Regions from separate parts of the Homo sapiens genome. Here region 1 is linked to region 2. Evidence: chromatin loops called from intact Hi-C (ENCODE). Cell type or tissue: HCT116. All regions are shown on one strand. Each heading gives the region's core, and the rest is flanking DNA. Links, peaks and the distances in the headings are about the cores only. Region 1 overlaps TTC3 (tetratricopeptide repeat domain 3). Region 2 overlaps TTC3 (tetratricopeptide repeat domain 3).

Region 1 (10,409 bases), core at 3,258-5,757, 54 kb before region 2:
TACAAAAATTAGCTGGGTGTGGTGGTGCGTGCCTGTAGTTCCAGCTACTCAGGAGGCTGAGGCAGAAAGAATCACTTGAACCCAGGAGGCGGAGGTTGCAGTGAGCTGAGATTGCACCACTGTACTCCAGCCTGGGCGACAGAGTGAGACTCCATCTCAAAAACAGCAATAACACAGAGACACAACAAAAAAAGAGAATTTTAGACAATATCCCTGATGAACATCCATGCAAAAATCCTTAATAAAATACTGGCAAACCGAATCCAGCAGCACATCAAAAAGCTTATCCACCATGATCAAGTGGGCTTCATCCCTGGGATGCAAGGCTGGTTCAACATACACAAATCAATAAATGTAATCCAGCATATAAACAGAACCAAAGACAAAAACCGCATGATTATCTCAATAGATGCAGAGAAGGCCTTTGACAAAATTCAACAGCCCTTCATGCTAAAACTCTCAATAAATTAGGTATTGATGGGACGTATCTCAAAATAATAAAAGCTATTTATGACAAACCCACAGCCAGTATCATACTGAATGGACGAAAACTGGAAGCATTTCCTTTGAAAACTGGCACAAGATAGGGATGCCCTCTCTCACCACTCCTATTCAACATAGTGTCGGAAGTTCTGGCCAGGGCAATCAGGCAGGGGAAAGAAAGAAAGGGTATTCAATTAGGAAAAGAGGAAGTCAAATTGTCCCTGTTTGCAGATGACATGATTGTATATCTAGAAAACCCCATCGTCTCAGCCCAAAATCTTCTTAAGCTGATAAGCAACTTCAGCAAAGTCCCAGGATACAAAATCAATGTGCAAAAATCACAAGCATTCTTATACACCAGTAACAGACAAACAGAGAGCCAAATCATGAGTGAACTCCCATTCACAGTTGCTTCAAAGAGAATACCTAGGAATCCAACTTACAAGGGATGTGAAGGACCTCTTCAGGGAGAACTACAAACCACTGCTCAATGAAATAAAAGAGGATACAAACAAATGGAAGAACATTCCATGCTCATGGATAGGAAGAATCAATATCGTGAAAATGGCCATATTGCCAAGGTAATTTATAGATTCAATGCCATCCCCATCAAGCTACCAATGACTTTCTTCACAGAATTGGAAAAAACTACTTTAAAGTTCATATGGAACCAAAAAAGAGCCCGCATTGCCAAGTCAATCCTAAGCCAAAAGAATAAAGCTGGAGGCATCACGCTACCTGACTTCAAACTATACTACAAGGCTGCAGTAACCAAAACAGCATGTTACTGGTACCAAAACAGAGATATAGACCAATGGAACAGAACAGAGCCCTCAGAAATAATACCACACATCTACAACTATCTGATCTTTGACAAACCTGACAAAAACAAGAAATAGGCAAAGGATTCACTATTCAACAAATGGTGCTGGGAAAACTGGCTAGCCATATGTAGAAAGCTGAAACTGGATCTCTTCCTTGCACCTTGTACAAAAATTAATTCAAGATGGATTAAAGACTTCAATGTTTGACCTAAAACCATAAAAACCCTAGAAGAAAACCTAGGCATTACCATTCAGGACATAGGCATGGGTAAGGACTTCATGTCTAAAACACCAAAAGCAATGGCAACAAAAGCCAAAATTGACAAATGGGATCTAATTAAACTAAAGAGCTTCTGCACAGCAAAAGAAACTACCATCAGAGTGAACAGGCAACCTACAGAATGGGAGAAAATTTTTGCAATCTACTCATCTGACGAAGGGCTAATATCCAGAATCTACAAAGAACTCAAACAAATTTACAAGAAAAAAACAACCCCATCAAAAAGTGGGCAAAGGATATGAACAGACACTTCTCAAAAGAAGACATTTATGCAGCCAACAGACACATGAAAAAATGCTCATCATCACTGGCCATCAGAGAAATGCAAATCAAAACCACAATGAGATACCGTCTCACACCAGTTAGAATGGCGATCATTAAAAAGTCAAGAAACAACAGGTGCTGGAGAGGATGTGGAGAAATAGGAACACTTTTACACTGTTGGTGGGACTGTAAACTAGTTCAACCATTGTGGAAGTCAGTGTGGCGATTCCTCAGGGATCTCGAACTAGAAATACCATTTGACCCAGCCATCCCATTACTCGGTATATACCCAAAGGATTATAAATCATGCTGCTATAAAGACACATGCACACATATGTTTATTGCGGCACTATTCACAATAGCAAAGACTTGGAACCAACCCAAATGTCCCTCAGTGATAGACTGGATTAAGAAAATGTGGCACATATACACCATGGAATACTAAGCAGCCATAAAAAAGGATGAGTTCATGTCCTTTGTAGGGACATGGATGAAGCTGGAAACCATCATTCTCAGCAAACTGTTGCAGGGACAAAAAACCAAACACCGCATGTTCTCACTCGTAGGTGGGAATTGAACAATGAGAACACATGGACACAGGAAGGGGAACATCACACACTGGGGCCTGTTGTGAGGTGGGGGGAGGGGAGAGGGATAGCATTAGGAGATATACCTAAGGTAAAGGACCAGTTAATGGGTGCAGCACAGCAACATGGCACATGTATACCTATGTAACAAACCTGCACGTTGTGCACATGTACCCTAGAACTTAAAGTATAATAAAAAAAATATATATATATAAACAACAAACAACAAAAAAGTGTACACCTGCCACAATAAAGCCAGTGTCCAAGACGAGTTGTGTTTAATGTATATTACTTTTATAGCAAACAGCAATAGTGACTTTGTTTTTTTAAAGAAAATTTAGGTTACATTGAATATTGCTGTTCAGTGATTCATCAAATGTATTCGTCCCAGTAAGCTTGAGATCTTTGGTGACTTTTGAAGGGAGTGAAAATACCATTTTACATCTTTAATGCCTTTTTCATAATTATGACTTTAGATTTCTAGAAGCTCTCAATCACTTTGAGAAAGCAAGAACCTTGATTTATCGTCTTCCTGGAGTGTTAACTTGGCCCACGAGTAATGTGATTATTGAAGAGTCTCAGCCACAAAAAATAAAGGTAACCATTTATTTTTGCAGAGTGTTTCTTACTGTGAATGCTTATCTGCATTGACTGACTCAGGTATCAGGAGGCGGAGAGGTAGGAGCATTCCATCCCCACCTCCCTTACACGCATTTCCCCTCTACTGTCTAATGAGAATCTCTGACATTTATTGAATGTTTTCTGTGTGCCAGTGTGTACCTTCATTTATCATTATGCTTAATCCTTATAGCAGCCCCGTGCAGGGGGGCACTGTGATCATTCCCATTTTACAGATGAGGAAGGTTAAGTTTAGAGAGGTGAAATGATGCACTCAAGGTGAAACAGCAAGCAAATTGTGGTCCTGGAACTTGAGTCCAGGCATTCTGACTTCTGAGTATGCATGATCATGCACTCTGCTGGACTTGGTTGTACTTAGAGGAAGGTATAGTATTGTTGTTTCATCATAAAGTTACCACAGTTACTGAGATGGTACTTGAAGATTTAGAAAAATATGAATTTAGTCTCATATCCAGAAGCATAAAGATGCTTTGCTTGTTCTAGAAAGACTTACGTGTGAAATGACTGAGATAGGCTTTTACTTGTAGTGAACTCTCACATGTACTCAGAACTTGATTTTGGCTGAAGCTTTTAAAATCACAGAAGTCAACTTTTACAACTCAATAATAAAAAGACAAATAATCTAAGAAGTAGTCAAAGGATCTGAATAGACATTTCTGCAACGAAGATATACAAATGGCCAAAATTAGCACATGAAAAGACATTCAGCATCATTAGCTATCAGAGAAACACAAATCAAAACCACAGTGAGATACCACTTCACACTCATTAGGATGTGGGCAGACAATAAATATTGGCAAGGGTGTAGAAAAATGGGAACATTCAGACACTGCTGGTGGTAATGTATAATGATGCAGCTGCTTTGGAAAATAGTCTGGCAGTTCCTCAAACAGTTAAACATAGAGTTACCATGTCTCAGTCCATTTGTGTTGCTATAAAGAAGTACCTGAGACTGGTGATTTATGAAGAAAAGTTGGCTTATGGTTTTGCAGGCTGTATAAGAAGCATGGTGTCAGCACCTGCTGGTGAAGGCCTTCAATAGCTCCTACTCATGTCAGAAGGCGTAGGAGAGCCTGTCTGTAGAGATCATATAGTGAGAGACAGGGAAGTGCCAGGCTCTTTTTAACAACCAACTCTTTAGGGAACTAATGGAGTGAGAACTCACTCACCCCAGGGAGGGAATTAATCTGTTCATGAGAGATTCGTCGCCATGACTCAAAACACCTCCCACTGTGCCTCACCTCCAACACCGGGGATCAGATTTCAATGTGTGGTTTGGAGGGTCAAACATTCAAACTGTAGCATACCATATGATCCAGCAGTTTCACTCCTAGGTGTGTACAGAGAAAGGAAAACATGTTCTCACAAAAACTTGTACATGAATGTTCATAGCAGCATTAGTCATAATAGCCCAAAATGGGAAATAGCCCAAGTATTCGTGAGCTGATAAATGGGTACGTAAGTATTGGAACCTGGGAGGTTGAGGCTGCAGTGAGCCTTGATTGTGCCACTGCAGTGCAGCCTGGGCAACAGAGTGAGAGTCTGCCTCAAAAACAAATGGCCAGTCTTGGTGGCTTACGCCTGTAATCCTACCACTTTGGGAGGCCAAGGCAGGAGGATTGCTTGAGCTCAGGAGTTCAAGACCAGCCTGGGCAACATGGCGAAACCCATCAATACAAAAATTAGCCAAACATAGTGGCACATGCCTGTAGTCCCAGCTACTCAGGAGGCTGAGGTGGAAGGGTCAGTTGAGCCCAGGAGGCAGAGGTTGCAGTGAGCTGAGATCGTGCCACTGCACTCCAGCCTGAGTGACAGAGTGAGACGCTGTCTCAAAAAAAAAAAAGAGTACTGATAACATGCTGCAGCATGGATGGACCTTGGAAACATTATGCTAAGTAAAAGAAGCCAAACACAAAGGGCTTGTGTGAGTCCATTCCTATGAAATCTCCAGAATAAGCAAGTCTGTATATAGTGACAGAAAGTAGACCAGTGATTGCTGGGCCTGGAAGGTTAGGGGAAAATGAGGAGGGACTGCTAATGCGTATGGAGTTTCTTTTTGAAAATGTTCTAAATTTAGACCGTGGTGATGTCAGCACATCCTGTGAATATGCTAAGAACACCGAACCGTACACTTCATTTGAGTTGTATAGTGTGTAAATTATGTCTCAACAAAGCTATTATAAAAAATACAACACAGGGATTCTTGGATTTACCTCTCTTCATACAAGATTGGGATAGAGGCATAGGAGCTATTGATAACAAAAAGCCAGCACTGGAAGCATGGCATGAGTCTCTTGGGGGCTTCATTAGCAGTGGAATAATTCTCCAGGGAGTCCACAAACAACAGTGGCAGAGCTGCAAGGAGGAAGATAATGGGAGTGTTAGGATTCTGGATGAGGTGATGTTGGGCAAGAGGAGCCTGGTAAAGTCCTCAGGATTACCCTAAGGGTTATTCTGCCTTACTTGACTTCCTCTTAATGCTTATGGAAGATTTCTGAGAGCTGTAAATTATAAAATGCGATTTGATGATTGTAACAGGACAAAATTTTGATTCTTTCGAAATTCTGAAAAAAAATTTTGTCCAGTCCTCTTTTTAAATCTCTCTTATGTCTCTTATCAGCCTTCCTTTTAAAAGGAAAAACTTTAAAAGTTGTATGTAGTTTGTTGTTGGTGAAAAAATTTAGTCATTCTTATGCTGAAAATATTTTGATGGCAAGAGGTTATTGAAATCACAAGCATTTTTATTGACAGATTAGTATTGTAATGGTATCATTTTTGTTTATTTTGTTTTAGATGCTGTTAGAGAAATTTGTTGAAGAATGCAAGTTCCCTCCAGTGCCAGATGCCATTTGTTGCTATCAGAAGTGCCATGGATATTCTAAGATCCAGATATACATAACTGATCCAGACTTTAAGGTAAATAATGAGTGTACAGTGGGACATTAACTTGCAAAATCATTTCTTAAAATGGGCTCAAAACAATCTGTAATTGGAGGCACCCAAGTTCTCTGGCTAGTTAGCAGTCGTCCACCCCTTTCCCAGGATTTTTTTTTTTTTTTTGAGATAAGTCTCACTCTGTCACCCAGGCTGGAGTGCAGTGGCACGATCTTGGCTCACTGCAACCTCCGCCTCCTGGGTTCAAGCAATTCTCCTGCCTCAGCCTCCCAAGTAGCTGGGATTACAGGCGTGTCCCAGCACGCCCAGCTAATTTTTGCATTTTTAGTAGAGACAGGGTTTCACCATATTGGCCAGGATGGTCTCGATCTCTTGACTTCGTGATCCACCCCCTCAGCCTCCCAAAGTGTGGGATTACAGGTATGAACCACCACGCCCAGCCTTCCTGGACTTTTTTAGGTCTACATCGTCTCACATGGGAACCAGAGCCACTGATGTATAAACGCTCTGGGCTGGGGTAGTGACCTGAGAAGGCAGGCTGGCTCATTCTTTTTCCTCTTCAAGCTACCTTAGGAGGATAGGAAACAAAGTGAGATTGTTACCTCTGATTTGTTGCAATTCTGATCTCTCATAAAATTTGAGTCCCAAATCTAAAGGTCATTGTGATCATTGAATTAGCTGTTAGAGACCTAAATTTGAGATAAGTCTGGCACTTAATTGAGTTATACTGGTTTATTCAAGAAGCTAGTAGCTGCCCTTGTCCTGCTGTTCCAATGTCCCTGGTTAGTAAATCAGATGAAATAATGTTTATAAAATATTTGATATATTTTGAAGAATGATGCAACTTTATGCTGTGGAAATAAATATGTTAGTCAAGCTCTCTCTGTCTTTATGTATGTTGTAGTGAGTGAGTGTGCAGAGACATCTTTAAAACGTTAATTAAAAAATTTTTTGTAACCCTAGGGTTTTATACGCATCAGCTGTTGCCAGTACTGTAAAATAGAATTTCACATGAATTGCTGGAAGAAGTTAAAAACTACAACCTTTAATGATAAAATTGACAAGGTAAAGCATAACAGGATTGTCTGAATTTTTCAGTATACTTATTGTATGTCAATTTTTCCCCCAAGAATTCCTTCCTGAACATTCTGCACATAATTAGAAAATTTTAAATTATAACTTTAATAATAAAGTGGAAAATCAAATTTGTTTTTATTTGGACAATCATAAAGGCATTAACCATAGAGGCTTTGTTTTTTTAAAGAGACGGATCTCACTGTGTTGCCCAGGCTAGAGTGCAGTGGTGCAGTCGTAGCTCACTGCAGCCTCAGACTCCTTGACCCAAGTGATCCTACTTCAGCCTCCCAAAGTGCTGGGATTATAGGCATGAGCCACTGCACCAGGCCCCACTTGAAAGTTTTGATGTGGAATTAGGGATTTCAAAACCAAAATTTGATGAGGTAATTTGTACTAAGAAGTCAACTCAAAACAATTTTTTTAATGTTGGGAAGAAAGATCAACTTCAATTTTAAACTGCCATTTCTCTCCAGGGATTTTCTTATTACCAAGATAATGATGTTAATTACCATTAAGTAGACATACTTTGAGGGAAGTCATAGTATTACAATCTTATTTGTATTCATAGAATTTGTTTCTGATCTATAGAAACTATGGACCTTTTCCTACACTTCTTAGGCTTATGCAGACCACTGTTCTTATTGGGGAAAGAATGAGGCAGTTGTACTAGGCATCTGTTAACAATAGCAATTATTAAAGTATGGTAGAAATAAATTCTCACATTTTGTACATTTTCACATAATTAATTAACAATATAATGATATGAGTAAATAACTGTCACCTTTGAGTCACTTCTGCTATGTCTTTGTCTTACCTAAATTGAGTTTCTCTAGTGATATACCCTCTTTTAGTGGTCTTAACTATTCCCATCATTTTAAATACACTCTGTAAATTAGTCAGCTTTCCCTAGGATATGCTGAAGTGATGCAACCCAAATATCTTGTGGCATACATCAGAGAAGTTTGTTTTTTGCTTACATGACTTGTCCTGCAGTTCTGCAGTTGTTGGCTGGGACTGGGCTGTAGCAGCTTTATTTTGTGTGGCTCTATTCCTTGTTTCTCAATCTAAGTTGAAGAATGACCCTTTTCTGGAACATCTTCCTGTGTCAGAGGAAAAAGAACAATGTCCAGTCTATGAAGTGTTTGTTAAACCTTTTGTCTAGACATGTGTATGTCATGTCTGGTCACTTTGCATTGATGAAAACAAGTCACATGGTCAGACCCACACCTGAAAGTATATTTTTCCTACACGGAAGCCTTAAAATTCGCATGGCAGTGAGTAAGGATTTTCACCACTTGCCTGAAGATGGTTTTAGTCCGTATTTTGACTGTTCCTAGTGGTAAAAATAGTATACGTGTATAGATTTATCCCCCCTAGACATAACATTTTTCTTGTTTTTTTTTTTTTTAATCAAATAGGATTTTCTACAAGGAATATGTCTTACCCCTGACTGTGAAGGTGTCATTTCTAAGATTATCATCTTCAGCAGTGGTGGTGAAGTTAAATGTGAAGTAAGTAATAAAGGGGAAACCTTGTTAGATAGATAACCAAAATGTTTACACCTTTTGAAACATGATTTGAATTTGTAGATATCATGTAATTTGGATCTTTTCCAGGAAAGAAACAATTACTTCATTTAAGAAAATATAGGAAATACTGGGATGTGAGAATGCTTCATTGTAATGAAAGCATTCTTATATTCTTTTATTTCTTAATAGGAAAAGGAGGCTTTTTATATCTTAGTTTTACTATTTTTACTGTTTTTGATAACTTCATTTTCTTAATCCCGGTAAACTTTTGGGCAGTAGTGGGTGTGCAGGTTTTTAGGGAGGGGGAAGAGCGTCTTGAGGGATTACCTTTAACTTCATGACATGGGAATGGCAAGAGTGGGTAGTTGTAATAATATTTACACTTTATTAGATCGTCTGCTTACTCTTAATTTTTTAAAAACTTTTTCCTCAAGTGTGTCTACCCTCTTGTTCCTCTTCAGTAAATTATTTTGCTAAAGCTTTCTGGGCTTTTGTCTGGGTCAGAACATCATCACTGTTCTCTATCAAACTGAACATTATGTGTGCTTCTGAAATACTTGTTACTTGTGGTTTTGTGTTTTATGTCATGGGAGTATGAGACAAATTTTGGATGTCTTTGTTTTATTTAAAGTTTGAACACAAGGTCATAAAAGAAAAGGTTCCTCCAAGACCTATTCTGAAACAGAAATGTTCTAGGTAAGATTTTTAACAATCAATCAGTGGTTTGATGATGTCTCTTAGAATATAATTCTATTAAATGCAGATTTCTAAATTATGCCTTTTTAAAAATTGGCTGTGTATACATATATTCAAATAAGTGTTTTTTAAAATGATTTTTATGGAAAATTAAAACTTAAAGAGAACTAGCCTAGAATGATTAAATACTAAAAACTTGATTCAGAATTATTTATCTAGTGGTTGAATTTACAATTAAAATTATAACATTTGATGCTGTGAAATTACATGTTTGATTAATAGATTTGGCATTTATATAAAAACTATACAGTTTGCTCTCAGTTGTTGAAACTTTAATTCCAAAAGCATATTTTTCTTTTTATCTCTCTTCAGTAAACATTTTGAACCTATGACTATTTTTTACCCTGAAATACTCAATGTACTGTCTAAATTATTACTTCTCTATAGCTTTTTGTTTAGATCAAATAATTCAGATTCTTTTTTCTTTTCTTTTTGGTCCTGCTTCTTGTTTTTCTTTCTAAGAAGTGATTTTTTTTTATCATTTGTGACCAAGAAAAAGCAAAAGAAAAGATGAACAGAATTATTTGTTGGAGAGAATTCATTGTAACCAGATCAACCAAATTATAGTGTTGTGGGTTATTATTGAGATGTGAAAATTATATTTTACTATGGGACCTTTCTTAGAAATGAGAGTTTACATGAATTATTTTGCAGAGTAATTTGTACTATTTCTGTTTACCCTATGAAGTAACTTAGATACATGAAAGTGACATCTATACAATCTGTAGACTGCATCCTTAGACATCACCTAATCATTGAGGTTTTTGTTTTCATGAAACAAGTACCCTTATTTTGACAATACTGACAGTTTCTTACATTGAATGGAAGATGTAGGCCGGGCTCTGATTAAAAAAGGAAAACTTCTAATATATTGCTTGGAAGATGGTTTCTACGATAGTCAAAGGAAAACAGTTCATTGAGTTGTCACTAATTGTAAATGTTTATCAGCCTAGAGAAACTAAGACTGAAAGAAGACAAAAAATTGAAGAGAAAGATCCAAAAAAAAGAAGCAAAAAAGTTAGCACAAGAAAGAATGGAGGAGGACTTAAGAGAAAGTAATCCACCCAAAAATGAA
Region 2 (9,388 bases), core at 11-2,510:
TAGAAATATACTGTGCCCATCTTTTCTAGGAAATAGAAAACGGTCAAGTTAAGTGTATATTTTTTTCAAACTAAACCTGGCTCCGAGCTTTGCACTGGGCATTGGAGAGGCCTTCAATGGCTCTTCCCCGGTCTGGCACTTCCTCTTCTTCCCTGACCCTCGAGTCATGGGCAGCAGTGGAGGGGCATGAACCCTCCTTCTGCAGCATCTGCCCCATCTCCTCCTGGGCCGAGTCATGCCTTGGGAGAGACAGCAAAACCCTGAACAGCAGTTCAAGGTCTTCTCAGCCTTGGGGTGATGCCTCCAGTGCCACTCCCTGAACTTGATCCCACTGCCAGGGCTGCCTGCATTCGCCCACTCCCTCAGCAGGGGTTTTTAGAGCATGAGTTTGAGCTAGGTTTTCTGCCAGCTGCTAAAGACCCAGATGGGACTCATTTTGTGCCTTCAAGGCGCTCAGAGTTAAGAGGCAGTGAGCTAGAGTAGAAGTTAATGGTGCAGTAAGGGTAAGTGCTGTGAGCTGCAGGGAGAACTGTGCCTGGAGTCCCAGGCGACACTCAGGTCTGCTCTCACATCGAAAGCACTGTCTATGCTCACCAGACTGTGAGCCGCTGAGGCCAGAGCCCTCCATTCATCTCTGCGTCCAGCACCCGACACCAACCCTGCCCATGGATGTTTGCCGGATGAGCCATCCGTTTGTTTTGTTTTGATTTGCACAAGTAATCCATGCTCATAGAAACTAGAAAATAGTAAAGAAAAAGATTAAATCTCCCTTACCCTGAGGCAACCACTGTTAACTGTTTTTCTAGGCATGTATGTATACATGCAGCCCCTTTATTAAAAAGTGAGTTATATATGATACATGTTGTCTTGTTAGCTGCTTTCATTCAGCAGGCTGTTGGGGCCAGCTTTCTATGTCAGGGATTATGGGCTTCCGTCATGATTTTCCTTTTGGCTACACAATAGCCCATTGTGTGGATGTGTTGGAATTTACTACCCTCAACTGTTAGATGATTAAATGTATGATTAATTCACACCATGCCATGTGATTATCCCATACTGTACTTTAGGTATGGTAATCTTCACCTGGGGATCTTCTGGTCACATAAAACAGTTTTTTCTCTGAGGAAATTAGAACTTTATACTTTTCTTTTTGTATTTTTATATTTTTTCTTAAGAAATGCTATTAAAAAATAAGTTGTTTCCTCAGACTGTTTAGCTGTAATTGTGAATAATTTGCCACCCTTTGTGGCAGAAGATGTTTGAAGGCCACTTGAAGGAAGAACTCGTGTCATAAAAACAACTGTAGTTATTCTTTACTATTCAGGTGTGTTTGTTTCCACAGGCACTGGGTGCAAGTTCCTGTGAAATATGCCACGAGGTGTTCAAATCAAAAAACGTGCGTGTGCTCAAATGTGGGCACAAGTATCACAAAGGGGTAAGAGCTCTTTTTGGCCATCCTTACAGCATGCATTGGGACCTTCAAATATTTTCAAAATAAGAAAGGAATTGTTTTCTAGTCATCAGTATTTATTGTGCTTTCAAACTATTTTCTTTGCAAACCTCCCGTGTCAGTGTTCAGTGCCTCCCTGTCCTCACACCAGCTCTGCAGGAAGGGCAGCTCTGGAGACCGTCCTTTCCATCCCTTGTGGGGAGAGGGGAACAGCAGCTCCAGCCACTCGTTAGTGCTGAGATTCAAAGCAGTATTAGTTCCTTGAAAGGTGATTTCTTACACACTTGACTAAATGGAGAAACAGTGAAACCATTTTTTTGACTTAGTGTAGTATATGAAGTCAGTTTAACATTTTAGAGGAGAAAAACTAAACCTAGCTGAGTCCCTTCTGCCTGACCCAGGGACAGTCCTGCTCGTACCGTTCTGGGATCTGTGTGTGAACTATCATGGTGTTCTAGGTACCGTGAGCATTTGTGTGCACCCCTGCTGCTGGGTTAGAACAGATCAGGTCTCTGCCATGGGGATTTGCTAATCCCTTGGAACGGGATAAATACAGCATGCTCACTGAAAGGAATTGAGACCACTTGCCAAGTCTCTGGTGTGGTGTGCCTCCTTGGGTACAGGGTCTTATATTTGGGCTAGCTGACTGTCCACAGCCTCTGCAGTGTGGGCAGCAGCAGCAGGAGTGTGGCGTGCAGGCTGGAGGGCTGTTCCAGAGCCAAGGGCCAAGGCCAGGCCAAGGGATGGGCTAAGAATGAGTGATTGGGTCATAGGGCCGAGAATGCCAGGCTCTGGAATTTGGCGCAGCTGAAGTGGAAGAGCCGAGCCTGGAACCGGGGATCAGGGCAAGACCACCCCCTGAGGCCAGGTTGGAGGCCCAGAGCGCTCAGGATCTGACCCTGAGGTGGGATCGTTTGCGGCTGGGGCTTTGTCCACACTCTGGCCTGAGCGGGTGTTGGTGTCCCTGAGTATTGGGCAGCTCCAGGCCCAAGAGACCAAGGGCAAGTGAGCCACGCCTGCCAAGGAGCCCAGCAGCACAGGGGAGCTAAGCTTCCTCATGGTCCTGAAGGCATCTTCTGATTTTGTTTTCTCCTTTTCAGTGCTTTAAGCAGTGGCTTAAAGGGCAGAGCGCTTGCCCGGCCTGCCAGGGTCGTGATCTCCTGACAGAAGAGTCACCTTCTGGAAGAGGCTGGCCCAGTCAGAATCAGGAGCTGCCTTCCTGCTCTTCTAGGTAGTCACACTTCACTAAAGTGTCATCCACCAGTGTGTTGAATCCGAAGAATGACAATTTTCTACCACTGGTGTAAAAAACAAACATTTGAAGACCCTTGTGCATTGTGTGTCACAAAGCTAAATACATGGAAATCGTTAATATCGCTGATATTAAGTAATTTCCCCACTCTGAGTGAATACTTTGATGATTGCCAACAGTGGCTAATAAAATGACGGCTACCACACTCATGGGTCACTGGGGCTGCGCAGGGCTCTTTGAGGTGGGTGGCTTCTTTTGGAAAGTACTATGAACGTCTCGAAGCAGTATTCTAGTGATAAGAATTCTTAACATAGCCAAGCGCCCCACGTTTGTTCCCCACGTTTGTTCCCCTTTTCTGTTTGAAAAACCTGTTCTGGTAGCTCCACAAGAGAGATGATACTGACTTTTTAAATTTTTTACAAGAGTCTGTATTCCTGATATGCCTATATTTTTCCTCAAAGATTCTGCATTTTAAGGATGGGCATAAGCAAACTATATTTTAATAATTTATAGTTAATGTTAAAATATTGGCTGATTTAGACCAAAAGATTCAAATCTCCTCTTTGTGAAATCCCATCTGCATTTGATTTTTTATTATTTTATGTTCCCCCGTTAGATTGTTTTAAGTGTTTGCTTTTCATCTTTTATAGATGTAATCTGATTTTCAAAAATCATTAACACTTTTTAATTAGTATCGACTAAGACTTTTTCCCCCTGGAATCGAGGCTGTGTGTCCGTCATCCCAGCCCCCGGTTGGAGCCTGCTCTTTGAACTCCGCTGCCTTCCTTAGCAGCTTCTGTCCTCTTCTGTGAGTCAGTCAGCGAGTGCTTGGGATCCGCATCCAGCCGTGCTGAGCACACAACAGGCTGTGTGTGGAAATGGCCACCACCATTCTCCTTCCCCACCCCACCACAAAAAGAGAAGCTGTGTCTTTAGACAACCCTGAGGTATCTGTGTTACAATCGTTCTGTGTTTGATATTTGTGTAAAGTATGCATGCAGTCTTGTACTGTGACCTAAGAACAAAACTGTAACTGCATTAGAAACCATGAAAAAATTAGATATTGTTTTGTGACTTTTAGACAGTGGTAAATATAGAACCATGAATTCTGGTCACATTCCATTTCTCTCCAACATGAAGGATCAAAAAATGTTTTTCAATGTGTTCTTTGTTCCACTGGAAACTTAGAGTCATGAGTTTATGAGCTGATTTGGTCACCTTCCTCTGCCTTTGTTCACTGTGAGTTCTGATGTCTTAGTGACTTAGTTCTTAGAAGCTCACGCCTTAGTTTGAAACAGATTCTCCACGGTGGTCCCCAAAACACTGTCTGCATATCCATAAGAATTGAGCGCTATGGGTGTTAACGTGCATGAGGATCAGTTTGCAGCAGCAAGTACAAAAGGAGAAGAGGAACATCCGTTGAATGAGTGTGTTTTGTACATAACTTCAGATACTTGTGAACATGCCTTATATTTGTCCAACAACTGTCAGAATAAAGAACATTCTAAAATGAGAAGTTCACTGTCACTCTTGTCCATTCTTTCTTAGAGAAGTTTAAAAATGCATTCTTCTGGAAAACTTAGGACATGTATGTCATGCTAACATTTTAAGAGTGCTTTCGTCAGGAAAGAACAGCCACGCCATGCTGTGTCTGAGGAGTCTGACCAGGGATCTCAGGGCGTTTTAGGGCCTGGGTCAGAATTTTCCTTTGTGCCTGCGTAAGATCGACTATAGGAGTTCACACAGAGATGATAGAGTTTACTTCTTAAGGCTAAATTAAGAGATTTTTCATGTGAATACATATAAGGATGTTGAAGATAAATTGCATTCCTTGGTATATTTTTTGAGGCATTTGTGGATTTATGGGCCACTGAGGCTGTCGATGGGGTTTCCTCTATAGAGGGGCTTCTGGGTATGCTGAGCACTCACAGAGTGAAAGCTCATTTGAAGAAAGCTCATTTTCAAAATCTGTCTTCTGTTTTTTCAAGTGTATTCAAAGTATTATCAGTACGTATTTTTAGTCTGATGGCATTTAATTTAATTTAAAGCAATGACTATTCCTTAAGAATTTAGGCCGGCCGCGGTGGCTAACGCCTGTAATCCCAGCACTTTGGGAGGCCGAGGTGGGCGGATCACGAGGTCAGGAGATTGAGATCATCCTGGCTAACACAGTGAAACCCCGTCTCTACTAAATACAAAAAACTAGCCGGGCATCGTGGTGTGTGCCTGTAGTCCCAGCTACTTGGGAAGCTGAGGCAGGAGAATGGCGTGAATCCGGGAGGCGGAGCTTGCAGTGAGCCGAGATCGCACCACTGCACTCCAGCCTGGGTGACAGAGCGAGACTCCGTCTCAAAAAAAAAAAAAAAAAAAAAAGATTTTAGATTAGTTTTCCCTGCTGAACTGCTTAATCTATGTTATGAATAATGGATAGCCTGGTATAAAATTGAAGTGGTGCCCCAGCAATGCAAAATGTTACTACGGTTTTAAGGTAATCTCAAAGACTACAGAAGTGCCCCCACTTATTCGTGATTTTGATTTCCACAGTTTGTTACCCACGGTCAGCCGTGGTCTGAAAATAGGCAAGTACAGTGCAGTACAATAAGATATTTTAAGGGGGAGAGACCACACTCACATAATCTTTACTACAGTGTAATTGTTCTATTTTATTACTAGTTCTAGTTGTTCATTTCTTACTGTGCCTAATTTATAAATTAAACTTCATCATAGATACATATGTATAGGAGAAAACATTGCATATGTGGGGATTGGAATTTTCTGTGGTTTCAGGCATCCACTGGAGGTCTTGGAACATATCTCCCACGGATAAAGGATGTGTGTGTGTGTGTGTGTGTGCAGTCGCAGCAGGTGGTCAAAGTGCTCAACACACCACAAACTGAAGCAGTAAAACTATTTTAGAGTAGTTTTTTAGTCAGATGACTGGAGAAGGGAATTAAAGGAAACAGTAGAAGACACAATAGCAAAGATGGAAGTTCCTTCTGTCAGCCTGAGGTACTTACTCAGGAGGCTGAAAAAGCAGAGGCCGTAAAGTGATAGGATGGTTGGTCAGAATGAGGACCAAAAAGCATCTGCAGTATGACCTCAGAAAGAAAGAAGGTATCAGAAGGAGAAGCTGGGAGGGTATACAGATGAGTAAATTCCTGGTGAAGTGCTCAGCACAGTGCCTGCACACAAACTCGTGATAACCGGAGCTAACAACTAACTGTCACTAAGATTAAGGGCCTGGAAATTGCACAAGAAAGAGTAGGATAGTACAGTAGGAAAGCCGCCGTTAGTTAGGAAGTCCACTTCCTCAGTGTGGCCTGGATTGGAACACGATCCAGTGGTGAAAAGAGCAAGAAGAAATCAGATCACCTCAAAGTCGTTTTGGAAAATAACAGCTTTGTTCCTGAGATCTCCCTGAATTGACTTCAGGAATATTGTGATTCTATAGCAATGGATCATTTCACCTTTTGGCTTTCCCAAATTATCGGACTGAGCAGCTTTGAGTCAACCTTTCCTATCCAGTTTGGGTTGAGGATCAGGGCCCTGTGGTGGGCTCACTAGGGATATGCCCTGGAGCATCGGTGTGGCCAGGCAAGGCTCATTGTAGTGGAGGTGTGTAGTCCAGACTCCCTGGCTTAGGGTGAGAACTGTTACCATTTGTTCCATCATCGCCTCTACTTTTTTTTTTTTTTTGAGACGGAGTCTAGCTCTGTCGCCCAGGCTGGAGTGCAGTGGCATGATCTCCACTCACTGAAACCTCCACCTCCTAGGTTCAAGCGATTCTTCTGCCTCAGCCTCCTGAGTAGCTGGGATTACAAATGCACACCAGTACACCTGGCTAATTTTTATATTTTTAGTAGAGACACGGTTTTATCACGTTGACCAGGCTGGTCTGGAACTCCTGACCTCAGGTGATCCACCTGCCTTGGCCTCCCAAAGTGCAGGGATTTATAGGCATGAGGCACTGTGCCCAGCCCATTGCCTCCACTTTATACTGTCTCTTCCTATTCTCCCTTTAAAGGTGAAAAAAGATAAATATTAGCAAGAATGCAGAAACTAAACAATAGTAAACTAGAAAATCCTAATGAGTCATCCATTAATCAAGTCGGATTGATAAACCATCATGGCAAAAAGAGACTTTTAACTATGTTAAGAAGAATAATTTGGGGGCCAGGGCCTGGTGGCTCACATCTGAAATCCCAGCACTTTGGGATGCTGAGGTGGGCAGATTGTTTGAGCTCAGGAGTTTGAGACAAGCCTGGACAACATAGTGAAACCCCATCTGCAAAAAATGCAAAAATTAGCTAGGCACGGTGGCACATGCCTGTGGTCCCAGCTACTTGGGAGGCTGAAGTGGGAGGATCACTTGAGCCTGAGAGGCAGAAGTTGCAGTGAGCCGAGACTGCACCACTGCACTCCAGCCTGGGTGACAGAGTTACCCTGTCTCAAAACAAAAACAAAAACAAGATCTCCATATGAAAATAAATGAAGCTTGACCTCTCACAGCATATACAAATGTCAATTCCCAATGGATCACAGTCCTCAATATGGAAAGCAAAATAATGCAGCTTCTACAAGAAAACAGACAATCTTCCTGCCCCTGGAATAGGCAAAGATTTTAAGGAATCACTAGCTCCAAGAATAAAATGTTGATAAACTGGATTTTGGTCTGCACTAAGAACTCTTAAGTTGCTGTTGAGAGAGTGAAAAGGCAAACCATGAAGTGGAAGACGCTGGTAATCCACACTTCCAACAAGACTCCTCCAGAATGTACAAATAACTACAAATCAGTAAGAAAAAGATAACAATATATTAGAAATAGGCAAGAGATTTGAATAGGCACTTCGCAAGTATCCAGATGGTTTGTAGGCATTTTGATAGCCACATTTGTTCAAAATCAATCACCAAGGAAATATAAATTAGAACATTGCTGGCAGGGTGATAGGGTTTGGATTCGTGTCCCTGCCCAAATCTCACGTCGAATAGGAGGAAGGGCCTGGTGGGAGGTGATTGGATCATGGGGGCGGATTTCCCCCTTGCTGATCTCATGATAGTGAGTCCTCATGAGATCTGATAGTTTAGAAGTGTGTGGCATTCCCCTTTGGCTCTCTCTCTCCTGCCCCCATGTAAGTCATGCTTGCTTCCCCTTCACCTTCCTCCATGATTGTACATTTTCCTGAGTCTCCCAGCCATGCTTCCTGTTAAGCCTGTGGATCTGTGAGTCAATTAAACCTCTTTTCTTCATAAATTAGCCGGTCTCAGGTAGTTCTTTATAGCAGCGTGAGAACGGACCAATACACAGGGTATTTTAAGTTGTCTTGAAGTTTCCTGGTTCTAGCAGGTAGGACCATGTACTTAGCAAGGACCTGTTTTGCTGTTCTCTGGGGCATGGGTGAAGGTCTGGGGTGTGAGAGGCTACAGTGAGCTGTAATCACACCACTGCACTCCAGCCTGGGGGACAGAGTGAGACCCTGTCTCAAAAAACAAAAAAAAAAATTGAATCATGTATACACTTATATCAAAAACCAATGTACTCCTGATTACCTCAACTTATTATGTTGGGATTATTGAGGTCTATAGTATCTGTATGGTGGAAATACCGTATAATGCAACTCTTCCCAACTCTGTGTTTAGTGGGGTGACACTGGTAGCTTGAAATCAACCATCGTTGGAGTACTAACACCACAGTCATTGGCAAATGCTGTTTTGCTTCCCTGGAAAAGCTGGTAAAGCCTGGAGTTCTGCTGGTCTGGTGGTGCTGGTCTGGTGGTGCTTGATACCTTTCTCATTTCACATTTGAAATGGTGATTCAGGCACTCAGCAAACCCTGCTGGGATGATTTCTGCTGAGAGAGCTCCTTCCCATTGCTCTTTGGCTAGGGTCCTCACTTCCCTTGCCACCGCCTGGCCTTGCCTGGTTCTCTGCCATCCTGGAAAGGAGACACTGCTCTCTGCAGCGTCTCTGGCCCAGAGACAGGCCGAGTCTGTCATTGCATTAGCCTCTTAGTGGTTCCTTGGGGGCCACTCCCAGCAGAACCTCTGTCCCTGCCACAACAGGTCCTGTGCTACGAAACACCAAGGAAGTCCCCTTCCTGCCTCTGGCCAGGCCCTGCCTGAGAGGGTGCATGTGAATGCAAAGCAGGTCTGTTTCAGGAGTGCCCAAAAAGAAGCCACCAGGAGGACACCTCCATGCCAGAGGTGACTCATCTTACCTCCCAGAGGAAGGACTGGGGCCGGTCCCTTGGCCTTGCCAGGACAGCCTCCACAACGAGCAGCTGGTATGGTTACAGGGCTCCTGTGGCAGGCACTTTCAAAGAGACAAGCTTGCTCTCTGTAACATGTGCCTTTGTGTCAAACAGACCTGTCATTGTTTTCAGCAAATACCTTGGGACTTCAGTGCATAAATACCATTCTAGGTATTTTTCAGAAGTTGTGTATAAAGGCATTCTGCCTAATTCCTTCAGTCCTCTATTTCAGTTTCTATTTATTTGGTGTGATAGAAAGCTCTTAATTTAGATCTCCCCACCGCCAGTTCCAAGAAATCTGCCACCAGCTCCAAGCCTCATGTCCTGAAGTGCCACCTCATTCCCGCGGGGTGAGCCAGCAGCCTCTGAAAAGAGGAAGCCATTGAACAGATCACACTGTGCCTCCCGCCGCTGGCTGCCGCCCCAGCGCCAGCAGGAC

Evidence for each region. Hi-C counts contacts between places; a loop is a spot of excess contacts. Peaks named below come from ENCODE experiments on the same cell type or tissue, not always from the same donor. Only the 100,000 strongest peaks of a DNase experiment are listed, where the experiment ranks them.
Region 1: a loop joins it to region 2, with 2.9 times the contacts of the local background. A loop is called at or near these places in 1 of 110 quality-filtered maps.

Annotation. Positions count from the first base shown.
Region 1 is chr21:37,141,611-37,152,019 of GRCh38, forward strand. TTC3 (tetratricopeptide repeat domain 3) reads left to right here. Exons shown (of 46, transcript NM_001330683.2): 21 at 2,915-3,035; 22 at 5,871-5,993; 23 at 6,936-7,037; 24 at 8,468-8,560; 25 at 9,210-9,274; 26 at 10,283-10,409. Among named protein-coding and RNA genes, the nearest start is that of TTC3-AS1, 47 kb to the right of the region's middle. RefSeq lists an enhancer at 5,728-6,228. In HCT116, for the core only: no CTCF peak of the experiment used is centred there; a DNase peak (open chromatin) is centred at 4,281.
Region 2 is chr21:37,198,890-37,208,277 of GRCh38, forward strand. It overlaps TTC3 (tetratricopeptide repeat domain 3), which reads left to right. Exons shown (of 46, transcript NM_001330683.2): 45 at 1,343-1,435; 46 at 2,551-4,218. The coding sequence ends at 2,685. Among named protein-coding and RNA genes, the nearest start is that of DSCR9, 4.9 kb to the right of the region's middle. RefSeq lists an enhancer at 8,278-9,114. In HCT116, for the core only: no CTCF peak of the experiment used is centred there; DNase peaks (open chromatin) are centred at 402, 682 and 972; H3K4me3 peaks cover 876 bases; H3K27ac peaks cover 1,492 bases.